Regions from separate parts of the Mus musculus genome. Here all the other regions are linked to region 3. A link is a loop called in an ENCODE intact Hi-C map of the cell type or tissue named here. Cell type or tissue: left cerebral cortex. All regions are shown on one strand. Links, peaks and the distances in the headings refer to the core of each region. The heading gives the core; the rest is flanking DNA. Region 1 holds the start of Galnt16 (polypeptide N-acetylgalactosaminyltransferase 16). Region 2 overlaps Exd2 (exonuclease 3'-5' domain containing 2). Region 3 holds the start of Erh (ERH mRNA splicing and mitosis factor).

Region 1 (10,319 bases), core at 1,656-9,655, 120 kb after region 3:
GAGAGCCAAGGATGGCAGGTTCCACAACTATGAGCTCACTAAGAGTTGTCACCATCTCTAAGCTCTCTGTGACAACATTTGTTTTTGACTTTTGGACAGCTACACTGCACTCTATGAAACAGCAAGAGGTGGCTTTTCCTGGAGCTGACTTTCTTCCAAGCCAGCTGCATGTTGCCCAAAAGAACCTTACATATAGCATTTAAACACACACACACACACACACACAACCAAGGTTCTTCTGTTCATCCACTTACCCAAAGTACCCCCAATCTCCTAAGCATCCCTGCGTCAGCGTCAGGATGTTCAGCATATCTGGCCAGACTACTTATGGGTGTGGCTGAACCCGTGTAAGGTAAGGACACAGGCAGGCCTGAGCTGCAGCCTCTTCCATAAGCTAGGGTTCAGAAGGTGTTGCTAGCCCACATTGCCCTGCAAAGTAAAGGTCAAGACCTTGGGAAAAAGAACAATTTGCCAGTGGTACCCTGGTTGGATCAGGAAACAGAAGTGGGATGCATGAAAGTCAGCCAGGCAAAAAACACCAAAGGAGGCACTAACGTCTGGGGGCGGGCCATTTGCTGAAGCCTTGCCCCCTGGCTATTCAGCTCCTTGGGGTCTAGCAGACCTCCCCGCTCTCTCCCTGCCAGGCTGCTCCGAAGGAACAGAGGGGAGGAGCACACAGCAGCTGGAAGTTCCTTTATCCACCCTCCTCCTCCCAGCCTCGCATGCTGGGCCAGCCCTGCCTCTCAGGGAGCCAGGTCTCCCGCTGTGCAATAATTGGACCCTATTTCTTGACAGTGAGTCTTTTTTTTCTCCCCTACCTGCTGCTATTGGAAGCATTTATCTGCTGACTTGAGCCTGTGGAGAGACACCCCAGTGAGCCTTGAACTATCCCAGCGCAGGCTGGTTCTGCAATGAAACCTTTCCTGCTGCTGCAAAGAAATCTCTCTCCCTGCAACTGCACCCATTGGTTCGTTCTAGTCTCTGGACCCCAGTCTCCAAAGGGAACAACCTTATAGAACCACCTCTAGGTGGCAAGGAGACAAAAGCAGAACCTGGCCTCAAAGTGACCACTGAACATCCATTTGCACACAGACATACACACACACACACACACACACACTCACACACCCACGTTTTCAATAGCTAGCATCTATTTCCATCCCGGGTTTGTCTTCTCTCCAGCCTATCAAAGGGCCCAAAATCAGTGATGCTCAGATTTCTTTTGTTTTTTTTTTTTTCTTTTTTTTTTTTTTTGTTTGTTTGTTTTTTTTTTTTTTTCTCTGTATAGCCCAGGCTGTCCTGGAACTCACTTTGTAGACCAGGCTGGCTTCGAACTCAGAAATCCGCCTGCCTCTGCCTCCCGAGTGCTGGGATTAAAGGCGTGCGCCACCACGCCCGGCTCAGATTTCTTATATAAAGTAGGAAACTATACTGTGTCTGCAATTTCCGTCCTCAGGGAGGCTGAATCCGGAGGATTTTGTGAGTTTCAGGTCAGCCTAGGCTACAAAACAAAACAAAACAAAACAAAAAAACTGTCTCATAAAATAAAACAAAATGGCCAAGTGCATAACCTTCTGAACACTTTATATCATTTCTAGTTCCTTTCTCATATTTTATTTTTGATTATATGCATCTGTGCGTGTGTCTCTGAATGTCGGTTTGTGCAATTTGGGTGTAGTGCCTACAGAGGCCAGAAGAGGTCGCTGGATCTGGAGTCACAAGCAGTTATGCGATGACCAAAACAGGTGCTAGAAATCAAACTTGGTTCTTCTGGAAGAGCAGTGCATGATCCTAGCCACCAAGCCACCTCTCCCCCACCCCCCAGTTCCATGTCTGGATTCTTACACAGTGACTACTACAATGTAAATGTGAGTGGTCCTTCTAGAGTATCCTTTACAAACTAACGAGGTGGAGGTGCCCTGGTAAGCCTGCACATGCTCAGTACAGACGCAATCCTGCCCATCCCCCAGCCTTTTGACTTGGGCTAGAGAATGCGCGAGTGTGGAACCTGAGGAGAAGGGAGGCAGGGAAGCCAATCAGGATAGGGAAAAAAAAAAAGCAGCTCAGCGGATCTAGAGTCTTAACCGCCTCCTTTTGAATGCACTCACCGGTCAGAGAATAACTTGCAAATAATGTCGATGCCACCAGCTCCCAGGGCAGTTTGAGGGAGGGAAGGCTGATCTAAAGCCTGGGAAATACTTGTCCAGTGTCAAAAAATATCAAATGACTGTGACCACCATCAATGTAACACAAAACAGGCAGCTACTCAGAGGCTAGACTAAGTGGCCTGAAACAGTTCTCAGACGAGGCAGAGCACAGGTATGAGACTGTCCAGAGCAAGCCCGATGTCTGAGTGAATCAAATTTAGTGCCCCAGAGGTCATTAATTGACCCCACCTGAAAGCTTGTCACCCCTGTTCACTTCTGGAAGGCTTGGATCTGTCTCTTCTACCCGTGACTTTGCTCTGCTGTTTATGGGGAGGTGTTCTGGGTTCCCTGAAGAAGCAGGCCAGGCCAGCCCAGGCGCAAATCTCCAATCTTCTAACTATAATGAACTCCTCAGTTAGAGGCTCCTCTCTGACCTCAAGGTGGTTTCTTTCATTACAGCATGACAATCCCCAGGGCAGCTTAGCCAGCCTTGGCCCGTGCCTCCTCCATGTCCACCTTAAACGGGTTTCTTTTTTCTTTTTTCTTTTTCCCACCTCAGAGCTTCTTCCTCTGCTTGCTAAACTGAGAACCACCACCACAGAAGGAAGCCAAGTCCCTCAGGCCACCCAACATGGAGCAGGGGATTCCTGGCTGGTGGGGGGCTGCTGTTACAGCACAGAAATAAAGGGGTTTCTGGGGAAATGAGCAACACCCAAAGATGCATCCTGTGCCCCTGGGCCTCCCTGTCATCCTTGTGAGAGCTCCCTCCAGCTTGGGTGCCTCAGAGCCCAGGAGAGACCCCCCCCCCCATGAGTACTTTACATCTGAACATGTTGGGAAAGGAAATCGTGGGTATTTGTAGTTTTCTCTCCCTAACCTCTTTCTCGCAAGCATCACCTCAACAAATTAAATACAAAATCGTTTTCTATCATTTAGGCAAATCTTATTCCCGCAGCTCCAAAATGCACACATTATAAATAAAATACAAATCCATTCTGCTGTGATTGAACCTCAATTCTCAGAGAACAGTCCTAGAAAAGCCAAAGTCGGTGTCCCCTTCTACAGTGAAGTTCCCCAAAAGATCTAAAGAGCTACTACAAGACCTGACAGGTCATGTAGTCTATAGCTCTGTAGGTCAGGTATGTCTCTATTGTGTCCTCACAGCACCAGAAAGAACTTCCAAAGCTATTTTCTCCCTTCTAGAAATCTACCATCTGTTTGTCAAGGCACTAACAAGCCTGGCCAATTATTTAACCCAAACTGAACAAAGACTAAGGAAGGTCCACAGGTGGTAGGTATCTTGTCCATGGGTATTCAGCTCTGTCTCGATTTCAGGATAAAAAAACTCCAGTTGAGGCCAGGTGTGGAGATGTTTATCTGCAATCCTAATACTCAGGGGGCTGAGGCAGGAAGATTTTGAGTTTAAGGCCAACCTGGGCTTTTCTGTCTCTAAGAACAACAACAACAACAACATCACACACACGCACACACAAAAGGAGAAGGGAGGGAGGGGATAAGGGAGGGAGGGAGAAGAGGGAGGGAAGGAGGGAGGAGGGAGGGAGGGAAAAAGGAGGGAAGGAGAAGAAGGAGGGAAGGAGAAGGGAGGGAGGGAGGGAGAGAGTGAGCAATTCCAGTTGAGAAAGCTGATACCAAACCCTTTCATGTGTTTAGACAGGAAATGGCTGTCTTAATTGTGTGTGTCCCTACTGAAAACTCCCAAAATAGTTTTGTTTTGTTTTCAAATAATGTAAAGTGAAATTCCATGTAAGACTCTGGCCTCTTACTCAAGCCTGTTAAGAGAATTAGCATATAGAAACCAGAACCAATCAACCACACACTCCAGCCCTGGTTACTCTGCATCCTGCATCAACTGGAATCCTCTGTTAGCACAGGATCAGTGTGGATCCAAGGGGATATTTCCAAATATGCTCACTGCCTTGCCCAGCAAGGCAAAGAGTCAACCCTCGACGATGCTTGGTAAAGCTGCCAGAGGAATGGAGTCAGCTTCTCCCTTGAATCCAGATTCCATGACCAAAAAACTTCACATCAGAGTCTGTGACACACAGGCTGAGAGTAGGGCCTCTCTGGGAAACTTGGCCATAGGGTTGCCATGCCGACATCCCACAATGCCAAACAAGCTCCCCATGGTCCAGAAGCAACTTGGCTGGCTTTGAACAGGCCAGACAACACAGTGAGGGCAGAGCTGCCTCCAAGACCAGATGCTCACAGGGACCCTCCCTTTCTGGTTTAGCTCTCTGGTTCCCTGGGGTAGTAATGACTGTCTGAATTTGCTCAGCCTCTGACAACAGGGCTGGCCACCTCATTCTCTAAGAATCTGAAGTTATGGCCCAACTCAACAGTCATGTTTGAAAATGGCTGACAGTGAGGAGTTATCAAAAGTTTTAGAGAGAAGTCAACACCGGCACCTGCCCCCTTTTTATGTTGAACAAAGGGTCCACCTCCTGAAGGTGCCAAAGCACGTGTCACCTCACCTTTCTACCGAGGCCAGGCTAGAGCTGTGGGTAAGGGCATCTGAAGCTGGACCTGTTCACTGCTCCCAGTGAGCAGAATCCCTTTGCACTCCTTTATCAAGGAGGTACTTCTTAAGTCTTGCCGTGTGTACCAATGTGGGAATGCGGAAAGCATCCAGCACGGTCCCTGCATGCACAGCTTATCTGCAGCTGAGAGCAACATGGAAGTGAATTTCTCAAGATAGGAACACAATGCAAAGCAACATCGAGGGCAGCCTGCAGTCAGGCCAGCAGCAGAGCCATCCCAGGCTACAAGTGGTAAGGCAAGACTCTGCCACTCAACTCCCTGAGACTTCCATCCTTGCCTTTCTTTCTGGCTCCCAGCTTCCAGTCTCAGCAGCTTACCAGCAATAAAGTCAGCATCTGCAGGAATGGGGGGGGGGGGGGAGGGCAGGGAAGTGTTCACTAGTGCCACACCCCCCCCAACTTCTAAATCTCATCCCGTATCCCACCAAGAGTCCCCAGTATACGTACACACACCATTCTGAGACTCTCATCTGAGAGGCACAGAAGATAGGTGTCCTAACCAAAGTCAGGGTTCAGGTTTCTGGACCAGACTACAGAAGCCTGTCTGTGGTCTCTGCCCTCTTTTCCCACCTACCAACTCCTAGCATCTTCCTCTTCTAGATGAAGGCCACCTCCCAGCAGGTCATCAGAGAGAGAGAGATGGGGAGCCCGATCATCTGACCTCAGTTCCATCATGCTGGCCTTAGGCTCTGGTCCCTGAGACCGGGACTGGACTGATCCAGGACTAAGAATAGGGTAGCTGGGGCACACATCGTGGGAACTCACTGGAGTCTAGAACCACCAATGTTTGTGTTTTTCTTCCTCTGACCTGTCCGTCCACATAGATCTCAGCACCCTAGAGTGTACAGGTTTTTTTTTTTTATTTTAGCTCCGTATGTTCAGACACTGACAAGTTTTTGAAAGCCATGTCCTAGGTACAGCACAGTGGCCCTCCTAAGCATGTTTGCAGCGATGCACCACAACTTGGAATCTAGGTTAAAACACAAACCTTAGGGCCTAAGGTCTCCTCTCATCAGGCCCAGAAACTGATACCATTGTAGAGTTTTTACTTCTTTACAAACAGGTGATGTGAGGGAATACGGGAAGGATGGGGCTAAGTGAGGGTACCTAGAGAACCATCCTCATATTCTTGGATTTCACTACAAATTCCCTGCATTCTACAGGATACAGGTATCCGCACTCCTGACCTTGCACCTCACCTACTGGAGGAGCTCCAGTCCCCTTTTCCCGCGGGTTCAGATCTTTCCGGGCAAGAATCACACCCTCCCCTACTACACACACACACACACACACACACACACACACACACACACACCTCCCTGGTTCTTTGCTCTTCTTTCTGGTCCTGGTGGACTTCTCAAGCTGTCTCTGACCAACAGTAGTGTGTCCCAAGAGGTTACCTGCCCCCGTCGGAAGAACGTTCCCATCTTAGCGTTCTCTCAAAGGGTCCCCTAGTCTCCTTCCTCAACAGGTGCTGGGCCTGGCCACACGAAGCCATCACCAGCTGACCAGACGAAAGTGTAGACAGGACGCCCCCTACAGGCTCAGCTTGCCCCCACCAGGTTCTACTGTGCAGCTTAATCCGCCCCCCAACCCCTCGCCCCAGCTCCGCGGGAGCTCTCGGAGTACTAACACCGCTTTTGTTTCTCCTACTCGCTCAGATGTCTGGAGGGTGATCTCATGAGAGGGAACTGCCCAGCCCAACGAACACACAGTCCCCTTCAACTGCAGACCCTAGGGTTGGAGGCAAAGAGCGCTTATGAGTCAAGCCTTCTCCCCGCCCCTGGGGAGCCAGAAAACACCTCCGGGGAAGGTAGGGGTGGAAGCTGAAAAAATTGGTCCAAGTTGATCTTGGATGTGAAGGCGCTAAGCCAAGGGCAGCGCTCAGCGACCCTTCCCTTACCCACGCCGCCGCCCGGCGTCTTTTACCCCAGAGGCTGGAGACCCGGTGCGCACCACCACCTACGCGCTCTTGCTGAGCTCTGCTCCCACCACCCGCTCGCTGCACTCCAGGGCCAGCCGCCTTCTGGGGATGGCGAGACGCCCGCAGCCCCCTAGTCCCCAGCCCCGGTTGCGCGGGGCCGCGAAAGCCGCCACGTTCTCAGTCGCGCGCGCACGCCGGGCCCACCAAACTTGCAGCACTTTCTCCCTGCCCCCACATGCTGTCACCCTCCCTGCATCCAAGCACCCTGGCCCCTCCGGGCCCCGCACAGGTTGCCATAACAACGAGCAGGAATTCTCCAATATATACAAAGCCCGAACGGTGCTCGGGGCACGCAGCCCCCGGTCGGGCCCCGCGAACCTCGGCTAACAGCGGGGGGCAGGACGCGCGCCGAGGATCCCCGGCCCGCCGCTCACCCGGTGCGCAGAGCGTACTCACAATGAGCGGAATGGTGCGGTCCTCGCGGAGCTGCTCTGGTCTCCCGCCGGCCCTCTGCGCGCCGCGGCCGCTGGAGGATGCTGCATGGGCTCGGTTGTCCTGCCATAAGTAGTAGAAAGTGCCCAGGATCCAGGCTACGGTCAGGATGGCGATGGCATTGGCGCGGATCTTCCTCATGGTGGGCGGACGGGCGCTCCGCGTGGGGCCCGAGGCCGGCGTGCTCTCGGAGCCCGAGCAGGGGAGCTTGCTGCCCCAGCCGTTTGTTGTCGCTTGCGCCGGGCTGCTCAGTCCTGCAGAGCAGAAAAAAGAGAGAGGTGGTGGTGGTGGTTGGGGAGGGGGGGGGGGTGTGATAGGAAGAGACAGGAGCGCAGAGCGATCCTCACGGTCCTAATGCCCTTCAGCCCCGAGCGCGCGCGGCCCCGGGCGCTCATTCATTCGCGCGCCTAGCTGGCTCTGTGCTCCAGACGCCGCGGGCAGCCGGGGCCGCTGCGCACCCGCTAAAGAGCGCGCCCGCTGGGAAGTGGCGCGGGCCTTCCTCCCGCATCCCGGGTCTCAGCGAGACAGACGCGGGGTGGAATGGCGATGAACCAGAGCTGGTCTCTGCTCTCTCAACGCTCGGCTATCTCTCGCCCGTCCCCTGCCCCCGCGTGGCCCTGGTCTGTCTCTCCACCCACACCTAACCCACCGCCGAGCGGACCTGAGTCACCAGCGAAGACGCGCGACCCCTGGCCTTGGCCCGAGTCGCCTAGCTGCAGTTCCCGGCAGCGCTGAGAACTGAGCTCTGGCGCAGGGTTCAACCTGTGTTCAGAGAGTCCTTCGGAGGGGGCAAGGCTAGCGAGTAGGCAGTCTTGACTTTGCACCGGAATCCTTCTCGGAGACCCAGGATTCCATCCGCCTCGGTGGCCCGAGGGGGTGGGGAGTTGGAAGCTGATGCACTTGACACTCTGGAGAGCGAGGTGAAGCTGCGCTGCGGTACAACCAATGCAAGCACAGGGATGCGATCGCTGGACATCTTTCATTACCCTGGGGCTCCTAGCTTTCTCTTAGTTCCTATCCACACCGGCATCGCGGCTCCCTGAACTGTCCTGAGGCGTCATCACCGTTCCGTGAGAGTGAAGGGAGGCCATAGAGGCCAGGCCACAGGGTTCGATTAGTGGACAGAACCCTGTCTAAGAGCCCTCTGACACTTTTCTGACAAAGTGCAAAATAAGGTGGTGAGAGACAGGATAGACATCATTGAGATTCTGATTCTGCGGAGGCCCTGAAGTCGATGAGAGGTGAGAAGCAGGTGTGAATAATTCAGGCTCCAGGCAGAAGACAAGGCGGGCTAGGGCCTGTCAGGCAAAGGAAGACACACACTCGGAGCTCTGAGATACCAAAGTAGATGCTGCGGAGGAAGAAATAATTTATTGCAAACTGGTCTTCAGTAACGAACTACAGAAATGATTCCTGAAAGTATAGTCTTGCAAAGTGGTCTTTAGGAAGGCTTCCCAGAGAAAGTGGATAAATCTGGAGAATAGGAGGGTAATCCCAAAAAGGAAGAGAAGAATAAGGAAAGGGCAGGGACAGCCAAGGCCCTCAGGATAATATCTCATGAGAGCATGCTGGATACTGGCAAAGACCTGGTGTGAGTTGAGACTGGCCAGACTGGGCAAGTCTAGATACTGGAGGATCTTAAATGCCAGGAGCAGAGTGGACAGGGTGGTGCTTTTTGGATGATGTCAGGTAGGTTGACTCTTCGGAAAATCCAAGACAGGTCAGGCTTGCGAATGAAGCCATCTGGGGAATAAGGTAAATATTGAGATCATAGCAGCATGTCCTGCCTCCCATATCAGCATCAGCTTCCGTATCAGCATCAGCATCACCCAGAGACACACAAGTGAAATGAGAGGGTGTTTGTCAGTAGTTCCAGAAACCTAAGACAAGCTTGATATATTTCTACTGAAGTGAAAAAGAAAATGACCAGTGTTTTGTTTAGAGGAGAAAGAAGAGGAGGAGGAGACGCTGGAATGTATCGGAGTTTCCACTAGCATTACCACTTACTCCTCTGGACTCACAGGACGAAGGGACAGAGAAGGCTGCCCCTGCACCAGTACCACCACAGAAGCCTTTCTAGGATGACCAGTCCTCCCTCAGGTGGGCACTTCCCTGGACTTGGAGGTAGTGATTTTATGTGACAGGGAGTTGACATAAAGGTTGACTGTGTCCCCCTCACCATGAGCACTCTAGACAGGGAGGGGGCTCGAGCTGCCTGCCACCTCAGCTTCAGCTTCTAATCTTCCTTCCAGGATCAAGTCCAGAATGGCTCAGAAGTGAACCCAGCCTTCCCTGGGGTTTCCTTGCTGGTGTTGGGAGGAGATCCAAGCAGCATAGACTTAAAGCCACCCTAAGAGACTTGCATGTTCCTAATGGTCCCTGAACTCTGAAAACACCAAGAGTAACCATGCCAGCCACAGGTTATTTGAGGCTTCCGGGTGGCGCCCTGTGCCAGCCCTCCATATATGCCCTGCAGAGCTCCCACCCTGAGATGAGCTATGCGAATCCTCACACTGGCAGATGAGGACACTCAGCCCTCAGGAGGCCGGCAGGTGCCAGCATCCAGCGACCAGTACAGGGCTGTTTGTGCAGGGTCCTCATTTCCACCCTCAAATCTGTTTTCTCCTGGGTAAAGGGGGGGGGGGTATGAAGGGATGGGTCTAAGAGTCATTTCCAGCTTCTAGTACCTTAGACATCTTGCGCCGTTTGGCACTCCTCTCAGACACAGTTCACCTCTTTCTTCTACAGATGTCAAAGACAGTACTGAGTGAGCTGAACAGAATGTCACCACCAAGGGTTCACAAGGATCTTGGAGCCCTCTCTGACTATGCATCTGGGTGAGGACTGGGATGGGTGGGCAACAGAGGGGGTCCAGATCAGCATACGCCCTTGCCACTGGGGCAGGGACAGGTAAATTCCATGTTAACTCTTACCTATGAGGTGGCTCCGGTCAATTCTCAGCCTCAGTTTTCTCAGCTGCACAGTGAGGGTGCCGGCTGCCTGCAGCATTGCTGGGAAAGATGGGATAAAATACCAGGAGACAGGGGCTGGTGAGATGGCTCAGTGGTTAAGAGCGCCAACTGCTCTTCCAAAGGTCCCGAGTTCAAATCCCAGCAACCACATGGTGGCACACAACCATCCCTAATGAAATCTGATGCCCTTTTCTGGAGTATCTGAGGACAGCTACAGTGTACTTAC
Region 2 (10,319 bases), core at 1,403-9,402, 140 kb after region 3:
TCTAGACCCCTTCTTTTGTTTTTCTGAGACAGGGTGTCATTCTGGAGTCCAAGCTGACCTCAAACTTGTAGTGATTCTCCTTTCTCAGCCTCCCAAGTTCCAAAATACAGGCATGAACTACCTACCACTTCTGAATTATCTCATTTTGTTTTACTTACTGGTATGTTCAATGGTGAGGTTCTGTGCTGGGGAATGAACCTGGGCCTTACTGTATGCTAGCAAGCACTCTTCTACTGAGCCGTATCTTTAGCTCTGGTTTCTGATTCTTATCCAGGACTTAATACCCTGGTGACCTGAGGAGTCAGATCCCAACTGTGCCCCAACATGTTGCAGCCTGACAAGGGAGACCTTGGAGAAGCAAAATATAGGAAATCAATCCAACTCAAAATTATCCTGAACCACACACTGTGCTTGAAATAATGCTGACTATAAACTCAGCAGATTTTTTTAAAAGGGGGAGATAGAGTTTATTTAGCTTATAATTCCAGGACATGGTCCATTATTATAGGAATGTTAAATCAGGAACTGAAAGCAACTACTTGTATCTAAAGTCCAAGCAGCAAGAGCACGTGCAAGATGCTACTTTGTGCTTGTCTTACTTTTCTTCGTTTTTAAGTAGTCCGGGATTGCAAAACCAGGGAGCGGAGCTGCCCTTAGTGGGCACTGTTCTTCCTACATTGATTGTCATAATCAAAATTATCCCCCACAACCCTGACCACAGGCCAACCTGATCTGGACAAACTCTCATTGGGATGCTTCCCAGGCTGTGTCTAATTTTTTGTTTTGTTTTGTTTTTGTTTTCGAGACAGGGTTTCTCTTTGTAGCCCTGGCTGTCCTGGCACTCACTTTGTAGACCAGGTTGGCCTCGAACTCAGAAATCTGCCTGCCTCTGCCTCCCGAGTGCTGGGATTAAAGGTGTGCGCCACCACGCCTGGCTAGGCTGTGTCTAATTGACAGTGATAACTGTCACACTCACTATGTCATTTTTTTTTGAATTCTGACTAATTGGTGTCAACCTGATGTTACACCTGCCCCTGGCCCCTTCCCATCTTTTCTCAGCCACCATGAGGAAAACAGATTTTACATACCCTCTCTGCTATGATCATCTGCCTCACTGTAGGCCCAAAGCAATGGGTGATATTGAGAGAAAGGCAGCTAGTTACCTTTTCATCAAGGGAGAGAAATCCCAGGAAATGGAAATTAAGTGTTTTAGGTTCAGTTTGGAGGATGTACTACCTTTCACAATAAAAAGTGGCCTTGAGGGCTTGGAGAGATGGCTCAGAGGTTAAGAGAACCGACTGCTCTTCCAGAGGTCCTGAGTTCAATTCCCAGCAACCACATGGTGGCTCACAACCATCTGTGATAAGATCTGATGCTCTCTTCTGGTGTCTTTGAAGAAAGCTACAGTGTACTCACATAAATAAAGTAAATAAATCTTTAAAAAAAAAAAAGTGGCCTTGAAGGCAACATATACATTAGCAAAGCCACAACCTACGTCGCAGAAACTAGGTTATAGAAGCATTCCTTAGTCCCATATAGAGAAAGTCAGATCTTGATTATCTCTAAAACAATGATCCATTTGGTCCAGTTACCCAGAGCATTGGGACCACCAATCAGAGACGGCCATAAAGTAACAAGGAAATGTGATCAGTGCCTTTCCAGCATGTCAAATGGCATGCGGCCTCAGCGGGTCACCACTGCATCTCCATGCAGGAGGCAGGAAAGGGTGCTGCTGCTGTGGGTCATGGGTTGTCTGCTGGCATCACCATCACTGTGCTCCAGGACTGGGATGGGAAGAGTCCAACATAGGGAACTTGGCAAGAGTCAGAAGAATAAGCTAGATCCAAAATAAAAGCTGAAGTAGTTTTATATTACTCATGTTGTGTTGTCTTAGCAAGATTCACCCTCTTTCTAGCCTCTTTTTGCACATTTCTCTCAAGAAAAATGGATTTTTTTTAAGATCTAAAAATTACCATTGTACAATTTTTGAAAACAACAACAATGTGGGGGAGGGGGGAATCATTTATTTTCTTTTCGATGCAAAAGCAAGAGGCTTATTTTCCAGCACGTTTGGGTTGACCTTCAATTAGTCCCTCAAGGCAAGTGACTAGAAGGGCCCCTGCCCCTCCCCATTCGTTTCAAATACATAATAATTAGTAAGCTATCAAATCTTTGGGGGAAATTGCTCCCCTGGCTCCACTTGCTCACTCCCATTCTTGGGGAGTGTCCCTTAATAAACCATGAGAAGGCTCAGTGGCTCAGTGGGAAGAGGAAACTTAGCACCATGCCAGCTGGATCCCAGGGACTCTCACAGCAGAAGGAGAGGACTATCCTGAGCTTGTCTGTCATACATGAACCCATGCACATACAAACAGCCCATATACAAAAATGTAAAGTACATTTTAAATGAGACCTAGTGAAGAAAATTAAAAGATAAACAAATGGAAAAAAAATCCTGGAAGCAAGGTAAATCAGAATTCAATGTTTAAAGAGGTCAAATAAGAAGCTAAACTGAAGTAGTCTCTGCCTGCTGGGTTCCTAAGAGCTGAGAATGGGGGTATTAAGCGGGCTTTATTTCAACAAAACACATTTTGTCATCTGATCCGTCCGTGACATGGGTAAGAATAAGTAACTTATGGCTGTATTCTTAAATGGTAGAAAATCCCTGGATGTGTGCTTCATTCACTTTACAATGGCAAGTTATTAAACACAGATCTATTTTCATAAAAGAATCCATCTATAACCTTATTTTAAAATAAAAAAGTTTTTAATTGAAAAATTTACATTAAAATTTTTTTAATAAACTATGTCCAAAAAAAAAAAAAAATCACTGACTGCAGAAGCAGGGAAGGGAACATAGTAATGAAGAATGGTAGACAGGAGGAAGCAAGAAGGGGCCCAAAGCCACTAACACGAGAGCCAGGGCATACAGGGTCCATCCCAATTCACAGAATAGCTCAATCCATATACAGGACGCTTGGAGCTAAAGATGAACTCTCTAAGGTGTATGCTACTCCCAAGCTAACATCAATTAGTGCCCACTGCAACAGTGACACCTCCCCTCAACTCCAGTTTCCAGAGTTCTATCTTAAAGAAATTACCAAGTACAGAGTCAGAAATATACAAGAAAGTTTATCTCCATAACTGGCAATGAAAGATTCAAAACAACCATGCTTTTGAACAGAGTGTGGAGCTACATAACCAAATAAGAGCTACTGGAAACATGTTAACATTAATATTCATTGGTCTTCTGTTGTTTTGTTTTGTCCTGAGACAAGGGTTCACGTAGCTCAAATAGTCTTAAACTTACTATGTAGCTGAAGATAAGCCTAAACTTCTAATCTTCCTGCCTCTACTTGCCAAGGGCTAGGATTATAGCCATGAGCCAGCACACTTTAGAACTTTATTTTCAAAGACTTAAAGATAAAGTAAATTACTTGGTGATGCCATATTAGCAAATGGGAAAAAAGCCAGGATGCATACAAACATCAGACACACACACAGGCATGCACACACATATGATAATTTTAACTTTATATTTAAATTTAAATATTATACATATACATATTTTAAAATACTGATATTTTTTCTTTTGAGACAGGGTCTCTTTATATACTTCTGGCTGTCCTGGAACTCACTATGTAAGCCAGGCTGTCCTTGAACTCAGAGATCTACCTGCCTCTGCTTTCCAGTACTGGGATGCTGAGATACTGGGATGGTGGAATCAAAGGTGTGTGTGCGCCACCAACCTGGCGGAATGAAGATTCTTAAGCACATCACCAAAGCCTAGCTCTGTTCCAAACGGAAGGGAGATGGACCACTGTTACTTTTCCTTTAGGCTCTTCTCTAATGAGCATGTACTCATTGTGTAATCCAGGCTAGCATCAAATCCGACATCCTCCTGCTTTTTCCTCATGCATAGAGACTACAGAAAAGTGCTATCCACACCTGGCTTTGCGTATTTTATATCAGAAAAATAGGTTTACTCTAAAATTTCTCATTGAAGATGGCAACTTTCACTCGTAGGGAAAGGCTCAAAATTTCAAGATAGACTCAGACTATAGATTCCAATCTACACAGCAATGCTCTTCTGAAAAGCTAAAAGGACATAAGTTGCACAGACTAGCTTTCCCTTTGCTGATGGCTCTCTTACACTGGACCTTGTGGGGTCTCCACTGGAGTGCATAGCAACCAGTATACCTTAATTGTCCCTCACAGTATTTCTCACTTCTTCCTATGCAAATCAGGAGGACTAGGAGAACCCATCTCTCTTGTTCCAGAAAAAAAGTTTTCTTATAAAGCTATAGAAGTGACTCAAAATTAGCTACAAATATTTTGAAACACAGGTCACAAGTCATATTAAATGACTACGTATACAAAGTTGCTCATTTCTTGAGGATGGATATAAAAACCAATCTATGAGTGCCATCTTGTGGAAGCCTGACAACTACCATGGCCAAGAACCGAGCTGGCCTCCCATTCCTCTTTGGGCTTTTTCACTGAGCTCCCACAGCCAGGTGCCGCAGGCTTTGTGATAATCTACTATATTAAACATAAATTTCCCAAAAGAAGCTGGTACTATTTGTTTATATGGATGTCTAGACTTGATCCAGAAACGCCTGAGAGGACAGGTGGGAAGGCAGGGCAGAGGGGCAGAGTGTAAAACGCACAAGTGTTTGTGGACTGCAAACCCATCCCAAAGGCTGTGGTGCAGTGTGTATGGTGTATCCATGCTATATAAGTATCACAGTACTGCCACGAGGCAGGGACTCTGCAGAAGAAGTAGTAACTCTCCCCAAAATACTTACTGATTTCATAACGTTAGTAAGAAAAGCTTCACATTTACAATCACTGAGCTTTGTGCTTTGAAGTTGTTTTATTTATCAATGTCAGATCAGTTATAAGCAACTTGGGTACAATTCCAAAATAGAACTCTTGTTGGATTCTGGGCATAAAATTCTTTTCAATCTTGTTAAGATCTTATAAAATAAGAAAGTTTTCCTAATAGTTTAGAAAAAATTCTAATTGCTAATAAATTGATTTCATACTCAAAGTAGTAGTCTAACATTTTGAAAGGTGAAACATTACCCTTTTAAACTTCTATTGTATCAGATAATTTTAGTGTCTCAGGCTCTAGGGGAGGCGAAGTCCTCATACTGAAACCTGGCCAAATGGCTCTGGGAGTGAATTAAGGACTAAGGAGAGGTTAGTATTGCATGAACATGAACACCAAAGGAAGTGGGCGCAGACTCTGAGAAATCATGGTCCTCAGAAGCAGGACAAGAGACATGCAACCAGAGGAGAGGCTGAGCCATGTGTCAAAGCTCTCCTGGGAAAGGGTCAGCGCTTGTCAGCCCAGCCAGCTGAACACCCATTTCCAGAAAAGGACTTCCCCTGGGACAGGGAAGAAGCCCATAGCAAGCTGGCCTTTGGTCCTGTATGCATTGAATGAGAACATTTTCAAGCATGTAAAATAAATCCAAGTAATACAGTTGGAATGGGCCCCAAACAAATACATATGGGAGAGCAAGAAAGATTAAAATAGTGAGGCTGAACTGGGAATAGGAAAGTGACTCTTGGGTCACTTCTTCAACTCTGGAAAAAGTTCTCCCTGGCCTGGAAAAACCAATGCAGCAGAGAGAATTACAAACGTCTTCCCAGGGCCTGACAAGTTACTTCAGAGAAGACTTCTCCCTCTTAGGAAAAGCAGAGAGGGAGAGTGAAAATGAAGGCCAAGCTTCTTTTGCACACAAAAATAGGAGAGAAAGGAGGAGAAAAGAATAGACTCCCCAACTAAACTCAAAACCATAAGCTCCCCTTCAAACAACAGCCTTGCTCCATCAGAAGTACCAGGGGATCAGTGTAGGTTAGCACTCTGAGCTGAGTTACCAGGGCTTCCCCCATTAAGAACATTAAACAGTAGGAGGTGATTTTGACCTTGGCTCCTGCTTCCTGCCTGTCCTGACCTGCAGGCAGCAGCAGTCATGACAGCTTGATGGGAAGGTCATCCCCGTACTTTCGGAGCAGCTTCTGATGGTTGTGGTCCACTGACCACTGCTGGGGCAGGTGCTTAGGCTGCATGGAGTCCAGGAAGTGCTGACGCCAGCGGCTCTCCAGCTGCATGAGGGAGCGCAGCCCACCCTCGGTGTGACGCTGTACCACCTTTAGCCCATGAGGAATATAACTTTCATTGTATATCCTGCCAAAACATGAAGTCGTAAAGGGTATAAGCTAAACAATCACTGGGCAATCTCCTAGGCAGATAAAGAGATAGACCCCAAAGGACACTGTGTTTTAAATGTTTTTAAAATATCTTTTTGTTTGTTTGTTTGTTGAGACAGGGTTTCTCTGTGTAGCCCTGGCTGTCCTGGAACTCACTCTGTAGACCAGGCTGGCCTTGAACTCAGAAATCCAACCTGCCTCTGCCTCCCAAGTGCTGGGATTAAAGGCCTGTGCCACCACGCCCGGCAAAATATCTTTTTTTAACCTCTATTTTTTTCTTTTTCTTTTTTTTTTAAAAAAGATTTATTTATTTATTATTTGTAAGTACACTGTAGCTGTCTTCAGACACTCCAGAAGAGGGCATCAGATCTCATTACGGATGGTTGTGAGCCACCATGTGGTTGCTGGGATTTGAACTTCGGACCTTCAGAAGAGCAGTCGGGTGCTCTTACCCACTGAGCCATCTTACCAGCCCCTCTATTTTTTTCTTAATGTGTAGGATACAGGCTCAAACTGGAGAGATTTGGGGGTTTTAAGTTATATTTATGGGAAGGTCATATATACTTATCTCTATAGGGAAATCTTGCCTGGCTGATGATAGGTTAGAAATATTGATCTTGTATTTGTTGGTTCGAGGCTACTCAGGGAACAACTTACTTCTCTGTAAGCCATTAATTATTAATGGCTGATTTCTCAGAATACTGGCAGACCTGGGTGTAAATTTCAAGGTGATCCACTTCTTTAGTGCCTTCTTCCTCACAGAAAGCATGTCAGACCACACTGGTAAGGAGTGTGTTGGTCACCATGAGAGTTCCTATGGCTGTCAGCTATGCAAACAGTGTACAGCAGAAGATAACACCCCCCACCCCCGGGGCCTAGTCCCCAGCTAGACAGGAAACCATGAAAACTTCTGGTACTATGTGAACAGAGCCTCCCACAACTTCACTCTACCTCCTTCAAGAAGTGAAACCACATTTCTCAAAAAAGTCCCTTGCTCCAAGCTTCTTTCCTCTCCCAACATCTATATTTCCAATCCTTCATCCTAAACTCCCCCACCAGCTCAGCAACTTTGGGCTCTCCAAACATCTGCAGGTGTTTCATATTTCCCACTGTTGTTTTGGGGTTGTTTTTTTGTTTGGGCTTACTTTTTGTTTTTGAGACAAGCTCTCTCTAGGTAGCTCTGCCTGACCAGGAGCTCATTTTGTAAGCCAGGCTGGCCTTCAACTCACCCAGATACACCTGCCTCTGCCTTCCAAATACCACCAACCCCACTAGTTTCAATCTGCCCCCAAACAGCCCGTTCTCAGCCTCAATCTATCCTCTAACTCAGCAGCCGACTTATTAGAAAGGTCTATGGTTAGCTGGACGTGGTGGTGTACTCCTGTAATCCCAGCACTCAGGAGGCAGAGGCAGACGGATTTCTGAGTTCGAGGCCAGCCTGGTCTACAAAGTGAGTTCCAGGACAGCCAGAGCTACACAGAGAAACCCTGTCTCAAAAAACCAAAAAAAAAAAAAAAAAAAAAGAGAGAGAGAGAGAGAGAGATTTGCTGATCGTGAGGTATCTGTTGACTCTATAAGATCACGTGTCAAATTAAGTGGACTTGGGACTAATGATTTTTTTATAGAGGTAAATCCTAAAATCAGCACATAAGATGAAAATAACAGCCAATTAATACCTTGGAATACCTTAATTGCCACGAAGTGGAGCACATGTGGTTCTGTGTCTCACACCTCACACCTAGGTTTGTGAGACTTGTGACCAGTGCATTCATTCGCATTTCCTGTCTCACTGCGCTAACTGTCCAGATCCACTGAATAGAAATTTGAGCATCGGCTTTCCTATTTAATTTTTTTCTTCTTTCTTTTCTCTTTTCCCCTCCTTCCCTGAGAGTTCATAGTTGAATTCATAGATATATCTCAGTGTTCCTAAACAAGAAGTTTACAATCCTGGAGCATGAATGAACAGGTACATAGTTCAACAATAAGAATTGTGAGTGACTATGCAGCTATCAGTTTAGACAATGATCGAATTGATAGGATTAGATGTCCATTAAACTCTGGTAATGAGGCTAAATGCTTACAGTGTTTTGTTATCAATAATAAAAAATGTAAAACTTTATTTATAGCAGCAAATAATTATTTCTTTATTCAAGAAGTGCCTGTCTCACTCACACTACTGAGCAGCTCAGACAGCAAATATCTCTTAAGCAGATACTAGCACCACACTAAAAGGCTCTATTAATTGACTTTTTATTTCTAATAGCAACTTAATGACTTTTCATCTATATCTTATATTTCTAATTGTCCAAAGTTTTTAAGAATGTATTTTTAAATTTTATTCTACTTTATGTAGTCATAGCGTAAAAGTTACTTTCTAAGTTTTAATTAAATACTGTGAGGTTAAAGTTAAGTAACTTGTCAAGATCACATTACATTAAGGAGATTGCTTTTGACCAATTTCCAAATGAACTTCTTAAATTGTTTTCATTTATTAGTATGTATATAGCCACAAATGCTTGTGTTTGGGTACACAGGGTTACAGTAGCATGTGTGGAGGTCAAAGAACAACTCTTAGAAATTGGTTCTTTCCTTTCAGCACAGGCCCACCAGGGAGCCAGCTCAGGATGTCAGGCTTATGCAGCTGGTGCTCACGTCTGTAAGCCAGCTCAGTGACCCCCAGAGGAGCTTCTTACAACAGCTGCCCTCTGCCCTGCAGCCACAGGCCTTTCTTTTGAAAGTTCTATTATTTTATTTAATTACTTATTTGGTTTTTCTTTCTTTTGGTTTTTTAAAATTAATTAATTAATTATATAAGTACATTGCAGCTGTCTGAGACACACCAGAAGAGGGCATCAGATCTCATTATGGATGAGCCACTATGTGGTTGCTGAGATTTGAACTCAGTACCTTTGGAAGAGCAGTCAGTGCTCTTAACCTCTGAGCTATCTCTCCAGCCCTTATTTGTTTTTTTAAGTCAGGATTGCCCTGTATAGCCCTGGATGTCCTGGAACTCACTCTGGAAATCAGGCTGGCCTCGAACTCAGAAACCTGCCTGCCCCTGCCTTCCAAGTGCTGGGATTAAAGGCGTGCACCACCACGCCTGGCAGCAAATCTCTTTTTTAAAAAAAAATCATCACGGGGCTGGAGAGATGGCTCAGAGGTTAAGAGCACTATCTGTTCCTCCAGAGGTCCTAAGTTCTATCCCTAGCACCCACTTGGTGGCTTACAACCATCTATAACGAAATCTGGTGCCCTCTTCTGGTCTACAGGCATACATGCAGGCAGAACTCTGTATACATACTAAATAAATAAACCTTTAAAAAAAAATCACACTTTCTTTAGGAATTGGTGTGTGTGTACAAGTGCATGCAAGCATTCACAAGCACGCCATGGCATGAGTGGAGGTTTGAGGACAGCTTTTAGAAATTAATTCTCTTGATCTATCATGCAGGTCCTAGGAATTCAAGTAAAGTTGTCAGACTTGGCAGCAAGTGCCTTAACCTGAGCCATCTCGCCATCTCGCCATCTTTTTTTTTTTTTTTTTTTTTTTTGGTTTTTCAAGACAGGGTTTCTCTGTGTAGCCTTGGCTGTCCTGGAACTCACTCTGTAGACCAGGCTGGCCTCGAACTCAGAGATCCGCCTGCCTCTGCCTCCCAAGTGCTGGGATTAAAGGCGTGCGCCACCACGCCCGGCTTCGCCATCTCTTATGAAAAGGAAATTCTCAGATTGTTTGATTCTGACAGACAGTGGATTAGTAAGCACGTGGCTAAGCACTGTGACTGTGAGCAGCATTCTCATGAAGCCGTGAAAGCTGATGTTACTGAGTCACAGCCCATCCTCTCTGAGCAGTATGCTGTACCTGGTCTCCAGGCTGGCGGCCTCGTGAAGCATCTCCTCTGTAATAATATCTGTGTTGTAAAACTCCCTGAGTGCGTGCAGCAGCTCTTCTTTCCGATGAGCAGGTAGGCTCTCTGCGTTGAGCAGGGCTCTGGCTCCAGAACGCACCTGTCTCCGCTCTAAGTCTTCCAGCAGGCGTAGGCCCTCCTCTGAGCCAATGGGAGCCTGGAACTCCTTGGCCAGCTGTTGCTTCAGATGGT
Region 3 (10,319 bases), core at 887-8,886:
AAAGCCTAGGCAGGAAAGTAACCCAAAAGAGAGGTTTCATTGGTCAAGGACTGACAGGTGACCTGCTGCCCAGCTCTATCCAACTGCTACCTTGACAGAAAACAGGAAACAACAGTAACAATTTAAATAGCTACCAGAGTAAGTTTGTGAGCTGTGAGCTGGACTTGTCCATGAGCTACGTAGTACATGTACTATGTACCCTTGCCACGGTGGACAGTGGCTGAAAACGGCTCTGACTCAGACTATCTAATTCCAAGATACTTGAACTTTTCAAGTTACAGAGCCTATTTCCTTGTCTGTAATATGGCTGAGTGAGTGTGTTGCTAGGATTTTGTTTGTCAGTGCTAGGAATCAAATTTAGGCTTTGCATATTCTAGGCAAACACTACCATTTGGCTATACCCCAAGCCTTTCAGTGAGTCATATTACATAATATATATAATTTTTTAAACAGTGTTATGGTTATGATGGCTCAGCCGTTAAAAGCACTGACTGCTCTTTCAGAGGACCCAGGTTCAATTCCCAGCGACATGGTGGCTCATGACACTTTGTAACTCCAGTTCCAGGGGACCCCACAACTTCTTTTGGCCTCCAATGACACCAGGATTGCATGTGGTACACAGACATACATGTAAGCAAAACATCCATAAATAAAAATAAAATTAAATAACTTACTGTATCATTAGATTCCAAAGGGCACAGGTGAAAAAGGAAATAGAAAAGGACCACACGCAAGCCAAGGTGACGCCTTCCTTCTCTCTGGCTAAAGGCCCTATTTCCCCTCCCCGCCCAGACTCACCACCCTTTCCACCATAGGCTTTCTCCACCTTCATCAATGCCTTCCCTTCAGAGTCTCTTTGAGGCCTACCTCATGCCTCATCTTTCCTCTGGGGAAGTTAGTCCTTTCAGGAATAGAACAACTGAGGCAAGGGTTTACTCTACTACTGATCTTGGGGATGAAACTATGGAATTCTCTTGCATGCAGTAGTTTTTTTCTCCTTAAACCTTTGAGCACTGTGTACCTAGGACACTCTGATGATCTAAAGAACAGACGAGAATATCTTTTCTCTCCCCCCCCCATAACCTCTGCTTAGTGGATGACAACCTAACAAATAACCCAAAGTGCATCCTGCATTGCAGACTAGGTTTGGCCTCAAACTCAAGAGATCTATCGCCTCTGCCTCCCCAGAGCTGGGATTAAAGGCGTGCAAAAAGTTTATCTCTAAACAAAGAGATTTGAAAATAATCTCAGAATATCCATTCCAGCCCTTGGCTTCTTTGAAAGGAAATGATAATAACAACCTACTGTAGCTTTTTTCTCTCACACTGATTGTAGTGCTGACATCCTAAGCTTTTCTCCAAAAACATTCATGATTTTTCTCAGAAATTGTTATACTGATTTCACCTCAGTGAAATAGTAAGTCTCCATTTGGTTTTATCTGATATCTTGATTTCTTGAAACCTCCAGGAATCATCAGAAATGTAACTGTGGTTCCTGTCTCTTGAAAAATGCAGAGCCCCAACTTTTGGTGGTCGTGGGGGTATATAATTTTCAGAGGATTCTGAACACTCCAGGTTCTCCAGTGTATCATCTATCTACCATTCTTGGTTAAGATGTATACGGTTGAACACAAGCTTTGTTTCTACTGTGAAATGTTACATCTTTTCCTTAATGAGACCTTAGAGCTGAGAAACAGCTTCTTTGCAAATATAGCTAGGTCTAGCATCATCCTAACGCTTGGCAGACAATGGAGAACGTCTTACCTCTGAGAAATTAACAGCCAAAGGAATGATTCCGGCCACGTAACATCCCACCAACATTGCCACAGACAGCAGACTAATGGAGAGAAAGTCATCCATTCTGCCCTCCCGTAGTCACCCTCTACCACCAGGCTTTAAGATTCCAGCAGTTTCGAAAGGCGCTTAGGCTGTTTAAACGCGTGGTCTTCCAAGCAAACGGGAATTTGCCCACTTCTTTCAGCCTTGCCACCAGCCGGGGTGTTCTCGAAGCACGCCACTCTCTTAAGAAGCAAGCTCCTTCTGCTGACTCTAGCACCAGAGAAAACTTCGCGCAATCTTAGGTACTCGGTTGCCAGCCACTGAGATTCCGGTCGGTCACAGATGGAGAAATTGTGCTGAAAGAGACCTCAATCGTCGGAATGAGAGTGTCACGACGACCCGCTCCTAGACAAGGCCCCTGGTAGCAGTAGGAAAGAGGGGTAAAGCCAAGTGTCTTCTTCGCACGCTGTACCTGTTCCTAGGGGTGGCACCGCAGGTGATACGCCCCCAGGGAAGGGACCAGCCCACCAGTCCCAGCAAACTACCTTCCGAGTCTAGAGTCGGGCAAGATGTCCTGCAAGTCTCTCACTTGGGTCGGAGGATTCAACAGCAAAGTCGACACGATGCTGTCTCTGCCCTACACCCGGTGCTACCCATGGTACTTCCCTCAGCCAGGCCCTGACCCTGAGTCGCCAATACTACAGCTGCCATGGCCGCCAAGTGGCACCTCTTCATTACTCCCACTTCCGGATTGTCTCACAGCCTCCTCTTTAGCAGGGCACTTCCGGGTTACAACCGACCTATCGGCCAGGTCCTTATATTGCCGCCATTTTTTTAGAAAGGCTTAAAAAAAAGACGACTGGTGTCGCTGTTGTATTCCCCATCACTTTAGCCGCCTGTCAGTTAATTAGAGTACAGAAGGCAGAATCCCGAAACGAACTCTTCTTCCTAAAGCGGAGAAAGAGTCTCTTACCCATCCCGGCGCCCTTAACCAAGATGGCTGAAACAGCGTCAGTATCCACTCTAGAAACCAGAAACGTGTGTCTCTCTATGGTCTGAAAGATTCCTTTTGCGTCGCGCTTTCGACGACTTCCGGCGGCGGCTCTCGCGGGATTGGCTGTTGGCGGCGTTGCGGCTGAGCTCGTGTGCGGCAGCAGAGGTGTTAGCGGCGGCTGCAGCAAGAGCGTTTGGCGCGATGGTGAGTCCTTAGCGGTTGCCGGGGTCCCCAACTTAGAGGGCCACCCCTGCTCGGTACATCTTCCCATCCTTCCCGCCCCTGCCCTTCTAGCGCGAGCGAGGGAGCTGCTCCCCGCCCCCTTCCCCCCGGCTCGCGGGTGGACCCTTCCCCTTCCCGGCGCTGAGCCGCGGGGCCTGCCCGTAGGCCCCGGACCTGATCCTCCTCCCTGCGGCTGCGCGCCTCCCGCCTGATGGTGGGGGGCGAGGTATGCGGTGGGCAGACGATGCCCTCCCTGCCGATCGCTGCCTGGAAGAGGGAGGTGTGGGGTGCCGTTCATTTCTCATCAGATGCACTAGCCGACTGTAGGAACAATGGCCGGGGAACGTGTTAGACGTTTCCTGAAACTGACACACCCGTCACCTTACGGTTCTCCGTAGGTCGGCCTTAGGGGGTCGGATTGGCTTTACAGTGTGCTGCCTCAGCCTGCCCCCTAACCCCCGAACTTCAAAAAAGAAAGTATTTTTCCTTTTTCAGTATCCTTAGTTGCCCTGTTTTGCCAATTTTGTCAGCCTTCGATCTTGTTCTTTCTTATATTCTCCTGGGAGTGGAGCCTGAAAAGAGACTCCAGGGTCCTGGTCCCAAAATCCGGCAGGGAAGGTTTTTGTTTTATTTGTTAAGTTGTGTGTCTGTGCTTGCACGTGAGTACAGGAGCCCTCAGAGGCCAGAAGAGGGAATGAGATCCCCTGGGTCTGGAGTTAGAACAGGCGGTTGTGAGCGGAGGATGTGGGTGCTAGGAACCAAACTCATGCCTTCTGTAAGAGTAGCACGTGCTCTTAACCACTGAGCCATCAACACTCTGGTTGTTGTTTTGCTTTTGGGGATCTTCCTTTTCGGTGTGTGGTGATTTGCCTGCATGTCTTGTGTGCCACTTGCATGCAGTGCCTGCGACAGACAGAAGAGGGCGTCCGATCCCCAGGATTGGAATTACCTGTGATGGTAAGCGACCGTGCGAGTGCAGGGAATTGAAAACCAGTCCCTTGGAAGAGCAGCTCGTGGGCTTAACCACTGAGCCATGTCTCCAGTACTTATGCCCTCTTATTTTTAAGTAAACAAAAGGGAAATATTTGGAGCAGGTGTGTTTATAGTTTTCAAATATTATTTCAAGTTATTCCTTAATTTGCCTAAAATTTTTAAAAATGTGGCAAAGAATGAATAGCTTGTCTAGGATGAGCCATTACAAAAATGCAAATAGGCTTTCATGAGACTAATTTTCTCAACAACAAAAGTACCATTTGAGTAGCTGGCCTTTTATGAGCCCCTACACAACACATCCTGCTTTCTCTGGCTATTAATAACAAACAAAACACTGTTCACATGACTACAGGTTTCTTTTGTTACCAACTTAGAGTTTTCTCTCAAGTCTTCTCAAACTTAATTAAAGACACAGATCTTGCTGGGGATGGAGAAATAATAATGCTCTTGCTGTAAGAAATTTAAAGTGCTTTTATTTCTGTTTTTATCCAGAAAGCCTAAATCTTAGAAACTCAGTTCAGTTTGTTGATAATTAAATTTTTGGATTATCTCAAAATAGTTTGGGCATCCTGACATGAGAATTTGTTTTTTAATCAGAAACTAGTGTTGCAAGTGAAGAAAATAAGGGGAATAATTTGGCTGAGAATTGGGCTTGCAGTGGAGTTGCATCATGCTAGCATTTGTTTAATTAATTAATCTTGTTTTGTTTTTCGAGACAGGGTTTCTCTGTATAGTCCTGGCTGTCCTGGAACTCACTCTGTAGATCAGGCCAACCTCAAACTCAGAAATCCGCCTGCCTCTGCCTCCCAAGTGCTGGGATTAAAGGCATGCACCACTACTACCCGGCTAATTAATCATTCTTAAATGCACGAGAGACACTATATAAGACTATGCTGGTCAGGATGTCTGCTTCACTTATTTAAAGATATTTTTGGGTTTTGCTTCTTTGAAGAGAGTTGGTGTTAGTGAGATCTAGTGAGTGGAGACCAAAGGTGCCACAAAACATCCTATAGGCTCAGGACAAACCCAAAGAATTCATTTCTGTCCCCAAATATAGTGAGAACTCTGAAGCTGACTCGGCTCCCCAGTGAGCAAGAGAGGAAGGCTTTCAGTGAAGTCCTGCTCCTCTGGTACAATCAAAGATTTTGTACATTCAAAGATAAATTATTTGGGTATGAGCTGGCCCCTTAAGGCAAGTTATCTAGACGAATAGTTCCATAAATAACTTTAGTGTGGTGTTCACTATATACATTTTATATTGTTACTTTATCTTACACCTTGATGTGGGAGGTAACTCCTGTATAAAATGTGGTTCCGCTGTTGTGCTCAAGTCAGGAAAGACCTTAGGTTGATACAGTGATTATAGTATTTCCTGTTCTCCTTTAACTACTCCATGTCTTAGTTTTTATTGAGTTAAGAGAGCTAGAGGCTAGTGGAGTCAGAAAACGGGTTCTAAAGGTTAATAAGAAAAAATGCAGGAGCGGGTATATTTGGAGTTTGAGAAATGATCCAGAGGGTAAGGGGCTGACTTAGTTAAGGGAGTTGTGAGCCCAGCACTGATAGGGAAACATGAACTGCGGATGAGCAACCTAGTCAGTTATGTTTTAGTAACTAACATCTGTGTCACGTCACGTCGGGGGCTTATGTGGTGATGAGAATTTCCGAGTCGCATGTTGGGATATTCATTGACGTTGTTTTTCCCCTTCAGTCTCACACCATTTTGCTGGTACAGCCTACCAAGAGGCCAGAGGGCAGGACTTATGCTGACTATGAGTCTGTGAATGAGTGCATGGAAGGTGAGTGAGCACAAAGGTAATGAGGGGGAGGTTTTTACAGTCCCTCACACACGCTGCTCTCTGGGGGATGAATAGCATGTGGGAACTGGAATCTTTTTCCCCCTACATTTCTTCATTTCTTTTTGTTTGTTTGTTTGTCCGAGACAGGGTTTCTCTGTGTAGCCCTGGCTGTCCTGGAACTCACTTTGTAGACCAGGCTGGCCTTGAACTCAGAAATCTGCCTGCCTCTGCCTCCCAAGTGCTGGGATCAAAGGCGTGCGCTACCATGCCCCAGTTCCCCCCTGCATTTCTTGAAGTACTCATTTAAGCAGGAAAAATAGGTTTTTAGTGTGGACTATTATTACTTGTTACTACATTTTGTTACGATATGTGGGTGTTTTATATACATCTCTTTGACATATTCTGCTAAACTATAACACTGTTACCGTTGGCTCTGAGAAAGCCTTCTGAAACGTAAAATAAGTTAGTTCAGGGAAAGTCAAGATTCACAGAAACAGGTCAATATGATTTATTGTGCATATGCTAAACTCACAGCAGACTCATACCCAGGGAGCCTTTAGAGCGCAGGCTGTTTGCTGCTAAGTGGATTTGGTTTTGTGCTTAAGCATTACATATTAACTGGTGTACTGCCTAACACTGCTAGGAAATTGTTCTTTGCTTCTTTCTATCAAAAAGTTATATAGTTGGTTTGGCTGCACAATGGATCCCTAAAACCGTTGATTATTCAAAATTAACTGGGTTATTAGCCTCCAAATGGAGCTGATTATACCTGTGCAAACAAAAGCTGCTTATAATAAGGATGACTTCCCGGAGCCTGTGCAATACACTTGGCACTGCCATCACATTCGGCTCCTAAAGATGGAAAGGGAAGGCGGGTGATGTGGCACATCCTATTGAAAAGGAAAAAAAAATTAAACGACAAGCAGTGGCCATTACCCTTGTGTGTAATTCCAGCACTGCTGAGGCTAAGGTCAAAGGAGCATGTGGAAGCCAGCCTGAGCTACATAGTAAGTTGCAGGACAGCGTGAGCTGGATACTGGGTGCTTTCTGATAAAACCCGAGTGGGTAGGGTGTAGAGGGTACCTTAGAAGCTGGGGCATAGCTCCGTAGTAGAGAGTTTGCTTAACATTCATGAAGTCCTAGGTTCATGCCTACCAATGCCAAAAGCAGACACTTTCTCTACCTTGAAAATCTGCCTCTATGTTCTTCCCTTCCCTTTCTCCTTCGACTCAATCTGATGCTGGTAAATTTATTTACCAAATTATTGGTAAGAGCTTTATATGGAGTTTAAGTTTCTTTTTTGGTGGGAGGTATATAGAAATAGAGCTGATTTTCATGTATTGATCATGTATGTTACAGCCTTGTTACTTCATTTGTTAATTCTAATCATGTCTTGGTGGCTTCATCTACAAGACCACCTTATACGCAAATAGAGGCAGTTTACTTCTCTGGTCTAGCTAGATGCCTTTTTACTTCTTGCCTCTTTGTTCTGGCTCCAGCCTGCAGTGAAGTGCTGAGTCAGTGTTCATTCTTCGTCCTGATGGTGGCAGACAGTCTGTGTCCATGCCTTTAAAGATGCACGTGAAGTTACCTTCCTGGGCTTGACTTCCTTTTTAATTCTTACAGTTACAGAATTTCAGTGTAGTGTGCTAGTAGCCGTTAGGGGGGGGGATAGCTCAGTAAAGACATAAGCACCAATGAGTGTGAGAGCCCAGAACCCCTGTAAACAAGCCAAACCTGTGCTTGTAATCTGATGCTGAAGTGTAGAGGCAGGTGGATCCTAGCAGCTCGTCGGCCAGCCTCGTCTGAGTAAGATGCAGGCCAGTGAAAACACTCTGTCTGTCGCAAAGGTGGGAGAAGATGGATGGCATTTTACTTCCGTTTCCTCTGTGTAGCCCTAGCTGTCCTAGAACTTGCTCTGTAGACCAGAATGGCCTCCAACTCACAGAAATCTACCTGCTTCTACCTCCTGAAAGCTGGGATTAAAGGTGTGCAGCAACTTAACCCCAGCTTTTAAAAGTTACTTTAGAGGTTCCTTAAGAGCTTATATATATACTACAATATGGGGCATGTTGCCCACAAGTAACGAACTTGTTCCTTGAGCGGTTGGTGGTAGCAATGACTGAACAGGTAAGTTCCCCCGTTTGTAGAACACTTTCCTGGTTGGAAGTTAACAGGTAGTGTGCTCTGTTGATAATTGTTAGTGCTACCATTGTTGATTGTGGAAGTTTGGTTTGGGTTTTTTGAGACAGTTTATAGTAAGCTAAACTGAAACTCACTATAGCTGAGGATGAGCGAGAACTTCTGCCTTAGCTTCTCAAATACTGGGATTACATATGTGACCACCACACCTGGTTTTCTTCTTATTTTGGAGTATTTACAAGCTTTGCTGTGCTAATGCTTCATATGTTACTTCAGATATACTCTGTAAAACCCTATGGAAAGGGGTTTATTGTTTGTCAGGTAAGGTTTTCTGGGTAGAGTTGTTTGTCTTGGTTGTGTGATAAATAAACTAGCTTTCTGGATTCCTCTTGAGTCCAGCATCAAGGCTCTTCAGTGCCGAATTAGGGTAAGTTTTAACTTTGTCACCAATTACTGTGACTTTTTCCATTGCATCAAAATTTAAAGGTAAAATAGGAAATTTCCGTGTTCTGCTCTCCAGCTTTAGAAAGATTTACTGGGAACCTTGATAAAAGAATCACATTATGGGCTGGAGAGATGGCTCAGCAGTTAAGAGCACTGGCTGCTTTTCCCGAGGTCCTGAGTTCAATTCCTAGCAACCACGTGGTGGCTCACAACCATCTGAAATGGGATCTGATGCCCTCTTCTGGGGTGTCTGAAGAGAGTGACAGTGTACTCGCATGTTAAGTAAACAAACAAATAATTTTTTTTTAAATTCTGATTTAAAAAATAAAAAGAATCACACTACAGCCTGGTCATGGTGGCACGCACCTTTAATTCCAGCAGAGGAATTAAGTTGGGAGGCAGAGGCAGGAGAATCTGAGTCCCAGGACAGCCAGGGTTATATAGACAGACCCTGTCTTAGGGAATGGAAAAAAAACAACAAAAGAATCATAATACTACCTGGAAAGGGTCATTGCTAATGACCAAATAATAGGCCCTGAGCCAGCAGTCAATCCAGATGCCTAGCCCAGACCTTAGTGTTTTGTTCAACTGCAGGGGTTTGAAGTAACCATCTAATTATAAAGCACAAAATAGTTATCAATACTGTCATAAATTTAAATTGCTAATCACAGAAATTAAAGTGGCCAGCCAGCAGTCCTTTTCCAGGTCAATCTTCCTCCGGCAGATACAGCGCTGCTTACGTTCTCGTGCTCCCCCACAGGTGTTTGTAAAATGTATGAAGAACATCTGAAGAGGATGAATCCCAACAGCCCTTCCATCACATACGATATCAGCCAGTTGTTTGATTTTATTGACGATCTGGCAGACCTCAGCTGTCTGGTGTAAGTATTAGCCACTATATCTTTTAATTTGTATTTTTCTGGTTTTTGTCCATTTATATAGTTGCCAGTGTTTCACTTACATGTAAATAAAAAGTTAAAATGATACTATAGAGCTGAAGGCATGAGGGGCTTGGCAGTTGCTAGCGTGAGGTGAGGATAGACGGGCTCCACGTTGTGTGGGATAGTCCTTGTCTTGGGTTCTTAGCCCTTTTACTTTTTCCTAAAGTAATTGTTTTCAGATTAAAACCAAGGGTCTGTTCTTAAAGTCTAATTTAGTCCTACCTGTGTAAACAGGGCTTGTTTTGTTTCGTTGGTGTGAGGTTTCAGATTCTGACGTGCTTGTTACATTTTATTGTCAGTAGTACTGAGGTAAAGTGGTACACCTTGAACCAGACTATAGACTAGATTGGCACTTATTTAATTAGAACATATGAACAGAGCGTGATCCTAGGAAATTATTCACTTGTTGGAAATTTCCATAAAACAGCATTAGTAAAGAACTGATTGTTTATATTTGATTAGGCGTGTTAGACAATGGGAAGTCTATGCGCTGTAGTAAACGACCTCTGGCCTGACTGCAGAAAAAATTGGTGTTGGTAATATAGAGCATTCCTTATTTGGAGTTTATTTAGCATTCCTTATTTGGAGTTTATTTTCCTTATTGGAAATTGGCCCCATGGGGGCGGGGGGTACAGGCTTATAATTTCAGCTAATTGAGAGGGTGAGGCAGGAGGATGGAAAGTTTAGTTTAAGGCTAGACAACTTAGTGTAGACTTGAGTGTGTATAGCTCAGGGTAAACTGCCTGCTTACCAGGCACGAAGCCCCATTTCAGTCTTCAGTGCTGTGAATCATAATAGTGTAGCTTTTTAGCTTAGTAGATCCTGGTGAGGGCTCTGATGCCTGGATGTTGAGCTGTACTGTGTATAGTGGGTGACAAGATTTATAATCTGAGGGAAATGAATCTTGCCCAGCACCACTTGGCTATTAGGTTGCTTCACGTTCACCCTTGATTTTCTTACTTCCTTTTTATTTTTAAACATAATTGTAGCTACTTACAGGAATATTTTT

What was found. Peaks named below come from ENCODE experiments on the same cell type or tissue, not always from the same donor. Only the 100,000 strongest peaks of a DNase experiment are listed, where the experiment ranks them.
Region 1: it touches region 3 in a loop (3-fold over the local background); 2 of 42 quality-filtered maps call a loop at or near these places.
Region 2: a loop joins it to region 3, with 2.6 times the contacts of the local background. A loop is called at or near these places in 4 of 42 quality-filtered maps.

The regions. Positions count from the first base shown.
Region 1 is chr12:80,516,112-80,526,430 of GRCm38, reverse strand. It overlaps Galnt16 (polypeptide N-acetylgalactosaminyltransferase 16), which reads right to left and starts at 7,441. Exons shown (of 15, transcript NM_001081421.2): 1 at 7,086-7,441. The coding sequence starts at 7,262. Gm26777 (a long non-coding RNA gene) reads left to right here and starts at 8,218. Exons shown (of 5, transcript XR_381753.4): 1 at 8,218-9,221; 2 at 9,870-9,958. 2310002D06Rik (RIKEN cDNA 2310002D06 gene) reads right to left here. Exons shown (of 3, transcript NR_045490.1): 2 at 10,055-10,132; 3 at 8,477-8,864. In left cerebral cortex, for the core only: CTCF peaks have their summits at 1,675 (motif pointing right) and 6,238 (motif pointing left); DNase peaks (open chromatin) are centred at 7,463, 7,786, 7,992, 8,390 and 4 more places; H3K4me3 peaks cover 2,502 bases; H3K27ac peaks cover 1,713 bases.
Region 2 is chr12:80,492,661-80,502,979 of GRCm38, reverse strand. It overlaps Exd2 (exonuclease 3'-5' domain containing 2), which reads right to left. Exons shown (of 9, transcript NM_133798.3): 8 at 10,082-10,319; 9 at 4,845-6,199. The coding sequence ends at 5,983. Among named protein-coding and RNA genes, the nearest start is that of 2310002D06Rik, 9.4 kb to the left of the region's middle. In left cerebral cortex, for the core only: CTCF peaks have their summits at 4,438 (motif pointing left), 6,573 (motif pointing right) and 9,046 (motif pointing right); DNase peaks (open chromatin) are centred at 4,455 and 7,084.
Region 3 is chr12:80,636,421-80,646,739 of GRCm38, reverse strand. It overlaps Erh (ERH mRNA splicing and mitosis factor), which reads left to right and starts at 2,629. Exons shown (of 4, transcript NM_007951.4): 1 at 2,629-2,976; 2 at 5,696-5,783; 3 at 9,130-9,250. The coding sequence starts at 2,974. It overlaps Slc39a9 (solute carrier family 39 (zinc transporter), member 9), which reads right to left and starts at 2,525. Exons shown (of 7, transcript NM_026244.2): 1 at 1,764-2,525. The coding sequence starts at 1,859. In left cerebral cortex, for the core only: CTCF peaks have their summits at 2,518 and 3,900 (motif pointing right); DNase peaks (open chromatin) are centred at 2,575, 2,825 and 3,872; H3K4me3 peaks cover 3,267 bases; H3K27ac peaks cover 1,303 bases.